2 separate regions of the Homo sapiens genome follow, and region 1 is linked to region 2. A link is an interaction called in ENCODE POLR2A ChIA-PET data of the cell type or tissue named here. Cell type or tissue: OCI-LY7. All regions are shown on one strand. Region 1 overlaps CHKA (choline kinase alpha). Region 2 overlaps LOC105369363 (a long non-coding RNA gene).

Region 1 (2,500 bases), 180 kb before region 2:
ATTTTTAATGCTGCTTATTTTACCACAATTTTACTTGATTTTATTTATTTATTTATTTTTTTCAGAGAGGGTTTTGCTCTGTCATCCAGGCTAGAGTACAGTGGCACAATCTCGGCTCACTGCAACCTCCACCACCCAGGTTCAAGCGATTCTCCTGCCTCAGCCCCCCAAGTAGCTGGGATTACAGGTGTATGCCAGCATGCTTAGCTAATTTTTGTATTTTTGGTAGAAACGGAGTTTTGCCAGGCTGCTCTGGAACTCCTGACCTCAGGTGATCCACCCATCTCGGCCTCCCAAAGTGCTAGAATTACAGGCACACCATGCCTGACCTTATTTTACCACAGTTTTAATAAAAAAGTATGAAGTACTGATATATACTACAACATGAAACTTAAAAACATTATGCTAAGTGAAAGAAGACAGTCACAAAAGACCACATGTTATATGATTCCATTCATATGAACTGTCCAGAACAAGGAAATCTATAAAGTCCATTAGTGGTTGCCAGGAGCTGGGGTGGGAAGGGGTACTTAGGGGTAGGGGATGATAGCTAAAAGTTTCTTTTTGAAAGATGAAAATGTTCTAAAACTGACTGTGGTAACAGCTGCAAGTATCTGTGATTACACTAAAAGCCACTGGACTGTACAATTTAAATGGGTGAATTGTATGGTTTGTGAACTATATCTCATTTTCTTACCAAATAAAAAATTTGAATGTGCTTCTAGCACAAACAATTTTTTCCCAGATTTAAGTAAGACATATTTAAGAGGTTTTTTCAAAGGTTACTTAAAATGAAAAACCATCATGAGTCTCTAGGAACAAGACAGCAAGAGTCAGGATCTATTTTCCCAGAAGGTTGTCTACCTTAGTTAAAAAGAACAAAAATAAAAGGGAACCCAAAGTTCTTGTTTTCCCAAAGCAAGCTGTGAAGCAGGCCGACAGCGTGTAGATCAAAGGAACCAAAAGCAGCCTTAACCTTTCTGTTAAACTTGGCGTGGCGCCTCAACTGTGTGGCTTATCAGAATCCCCCTGCCGCGTCTGGTCACAGCCAACATGGGTTTCTGGCTACCAAGCAACAGAACGGGCATTAAAACAGAGTTAAAAGCCCTAGTTTTTCTTCCGGTCACATACTCTGGAAATCTCAGTCAAATGCAAAGGCAAACAGATGAAGTACTGTTCTAAATTGTGTAACCTGATTCAAAGTTTACCCCCGTACTGCTAAAGAAGGAAGGCAGACTAGCTTGGCCAGAAACAAGCTCACAACCTGGAAACCCTTCAACTGCTTTTTATTACCTGTAGCCTCTATTGTTCAATAGGTTTTAGTGAATAAATTGTCAATTATTTTTTAGTGACAGTCAAAATAAATGAAGCAAGGTGACTGGCACCAATAACCCAAACTGTGAGAAATTTACCTAGAAAAAAAGCCAACTACCAATGAGTCAAATAATAATATGACCAGGAACAATAAAATGTGGTAGGAAGAAATGCCAGAAATGGTAGCAAAAATGTAACAGTTCAATTTATCATATAATTTGTCAAAAATATCCTCCCAAGTAAAACCCCAGGAGCTCTCAAGGATTTGCAAGAAGTTTTGAAACCACAAACTTTATCACCTGGCATAATAGCTTTATAAGTCATAATTAGATATGAGAGGCATGGGCTGGATGTGGCGGCTCACGCCTGTAATCCTAGCACTTTGGGAGGCTGAGGCGGGCAGATCACTTGAGGTCAGGAGTTCAAGACCAGCCTGGCCAACATGGTGAAACCCTGTCTCTACTAAAAATACAAAAATTAGCCGGGCATGGTGGCACGTGCCTGTAATCCCAGCTACTCAGGAGGCTGAGGCAGGAGAACTACTTGAACCCGAGAGGCAGAGATTGCAGTGAGCCGAGATTGTGCCATTGCACTCCAGCCTGGGGGACAAGAACGAAACATCATCTCCAATAAATAAATACATAAATAAATAAATAAATAAATAAATAAATACAAGAGCGAAACATCATCTCCAATAAATAAATAAATAAATTTAAATATATATATGCACACACACACACATATATATGAGAGGCACAAGATACTCAAGCAAAATCTCAAATACAGTGACAATAACACACTTATTCCACACTCAACACAATGACAGGAAGGAAACAGAAAAAAGCAGGAAGTACCTGCTGGCAGGAATTCTCACCCCTGCCCTCCAGACCCAGTGGTGCACGCATCACTAACTGTCAACCCATGATTCCTTAAAACAGAATACTAAGGGAATAACAAGCAGTATAAAGAGGTTCTTTTTTTTTTTTTTTTTTTTTTTTTTTTGAGACGGAGTCTCACTCTGTCACCCAGGCTGGAGTGCAACAGCGCGATCTCGGCTCACTGCAAGCTCCACCTCCCAGGTTCACACCATTCTCCTGCCTCAGCCTCCCAAGTAGCTGGGACTACAGGCGCCCACCACCACACCGGGCTAATTTTTTTGTATTTTTAGTAGAGACGGGGTTTCACC
Region 2 (2,500 bases):
CCAAAGTTCATTCTTTAGAAAGCAATATTAAAAATAAAGAAGGTTGGCCAGGCGCGGTGGCTCACACCTGTAATCCCAGCACTTTGGGAGGTCAAGGTGGGGGCATCACGAGGTCAGGCGATCGAGACCATCCTGGCCAACATGGTGAGACCCCATCTCTACTAAAAATACAAAAATTAGCTGGGCCTGGTGGCATGCACCTGTAGTCCCTGCTACTTCAGAGGCTGAGGTGGGAGAATCGCTTGAACCCAGGAGGCAGAGGTTGCAGTGAGCCAAGATCGCGCCACTGCATTCCATCCTGGTGACAGAGCGAGACTCTGTCTCAAAAAAGAAAGAAAAGAAAAGAAATAAAGAGGGTCACTTTATGATAAATGATAAAAAATTCAACTCACCAGGAAGACGTAACAATTCTAAATATTCTAAATCAGAATGTACCGATAACAAGACCTCAAAACTCGTTTTGTATTCTTTTGGAACTTGAGAAAATAATTCTAGCATTCATCTGTAACACTAAATGGTCAAAAATAGCAAAGAAGTTAGCATGCCTTTATTTCTCAAAATGGCTACAAAATATTTATTACTTTTATAATAGAAAAAGAGTGTTTTTGTTTTGTTTTTTGTTTTTTAAGACAGAGTCTTGCTCTGTTGCCCAGGCTGGAGTCCAGTGGCACAATCTCGGCTCACCACAACCTCCACCTCCCTGATTGAAGCAATTCTCCTGCCTCAGCCTCCCGAGTAGCTGGGACTACAGGCGTGTGCCACCATGCCTGGCTAATTTTTTGCAATTTTAGTAGAGACAGGGTTTCATCATGTTAGCCAGGCTGGTCTCGAACTCCTGACCTCATGATCTGCCCGCCTTGGCCTCCCAAAGTGCTAGGATTACAGGCGTGAGCCCCCGCGCCCTGCTGAAAAAGAGTGTTTTAAAATAGAAAACTGTTTTTTAGGAGAAATGCTCTTTAGCAACAACAACAACAAAAAAAAAACCCAACTTAATCCCAATACACATTTTAAAGTAGTATATAGCATGCAATAGCTGAGGTATAAACCTTCCTATCCATTCCTTATTAAATTATTGCCGGAAGTTCAAGTCACTCCACTCAAAAGGACTTCACATAAGTGGGAAAATCGTTCTTTGAGAAGAAGGTATATGATTTGATATTGTTTTGCCTAGAGAAGAAAAAGAAACAAACCCATTAGAGTGTTGCAGAACCTGAATGGTTTTTCAAGAATTATGTTGATCAACTTTCTGTGTAGAGTAGCAAATAACAAGTGTCACCGATTTGAACAATAGTGTATTTGGGAAATAGAGAAAGGGCTGCTTCCTGTCCTTTGAGATCTTCACAGCAACCACAAACCCTATCTTGTCATCTGTGTTCCGGCATGCCCAGGCACATTTGACCAATTCTAAACGCTAAACGTTACTCCAGCACCCAAGTGTAACCCGTCACGAGGTGAGTCACAATGAATCCTAACCAGGACCCCAGTGGGAAATGTGCCTCCCCTTTAGATTTCTGATTTCACTTCAGTTTCCCGGTAGCACTTATGGTGTCATTGATCACCCCTCCCCACCCCCCATCTCTTTCACAATTTTGTCTTCCGTGGGTCACGTATGTTTTGGAGATGTCTGACTTTCCCAAGAGCTGGTGTTGAATTTCCACCCAGTGTTTCCAGGACGGCAGCCTGTGTGAAGTGCTAGGGAAAGCCTTTTCATGCCTTGAAAAATACACACAAGTATTTCTCTTCCTGAGCTTCAAGGAGACTCTGCATTCAAAAGACCACTCCCGGGCACTGCCTTCTACCAACTTCCCCATCCAGCTCTGATTGCATCGGACCACTGTCTTCCCTCCATGCCTCCAGCCCTGAGGTTGTCAACGGGGTGCTCCAGCCTCCATGTGCACCCTGTGACTTCTTTCATCCTAGTCCTTCTGACCCTCGTGGCTTCTCCTGCTCCAAGGCCAAGCTCGGGACCCTGTCATCATCCCCGGGGACAGGCCCCATCTTAGAGAGGATCCACCCAGCTCCCCGCTCCTGAGCCATCTTCCAGCTATCCCGCCTCGAGACTCCCACCGCACCTGCTCCTGGGCTGCAGCTGCACCCAACAAGTAAGTCATTCTCTTGCCAATAGAGTGTCTTCCACGTCCTTGTCCTTCCCACACTCCCCTTGGCAACCCCACCCCGCCGGATGAATCCAGATGCCCACCTTCATGCCTGCCCCTGGGTGGGTGCTGAGGGAGACCCGTGGCTTTTTCCCGCAACCAGGCCTTCTGCGCTGCCAGAAACCCCATGCTCACCTGGCATGGCGCTCGCACCCAGCCCCCTCCACCATTTTCGAACCCACCTCATTCTCTTTCAGCAGGTCTTGCCTCTTTCTTCAACGAGAAAATAGCAGCCCTGTCATGGGAACTCCCTTAACTCCCTTCCTCCCTGCCTGCACGAGGCCTGAAGAAACACACGTCCATCCTTTTCTCCTCCCTTCCAGTAGCATTGGAAGAGGTGTTCT

Evidence for each region. Peaks named below come from ENCODE experiments on the same cell type or tissue, not always from the same donor. Only the 100,000 strongest peaks of a DNase experiment are listed, where the experiment ranks them.
Region 1: POLR2A ChIA-PET joins it to region 2 with 5 read pairs; 3 of 35 experiments call an interaction of 5 or more read pairs at or near these places.

The regions. Positions count from the first base shown.
Region 1 is chr11:68,098,650-68,101,149 of GRCh38, forward strand. The region is part of intron 1 of CHKA (choline kinase alpha); the gene reads right to left. Among named protein-coding and RNA genes, the nearest start is that of CHKA, 21 kb to the right of the region's middle. In OCI-LY7, no CTCF peak of the experiment used is centred here; DNase peaks (open chromatin) are centred at 632 and 992; H3K4me3 peaks cover 1,420 bases; H3K27ac peaks cover 1,790 bases.
Region 2 is chr11:68,280,894-68,283,393 of GRCh38, forward strand. LOC105369363 (a long non-coding RNA gene) reads left to right here. Exons shown (of 3, transcript XR_950248.3): 2 at 1,921-2,102. Among named protein-coding and RNA genes, the nearest start is that of C11orf24, 10 kb to the left of the region's middle. RefSeq lists enhancers at 1,278-1,437, 1,648-1,747. In OCI-LY7, no CTCF peak of the experiment used is centred here; a DNase peak (open chromatin) is centred at 1,349; H3K27ac peaks cover 605 bases.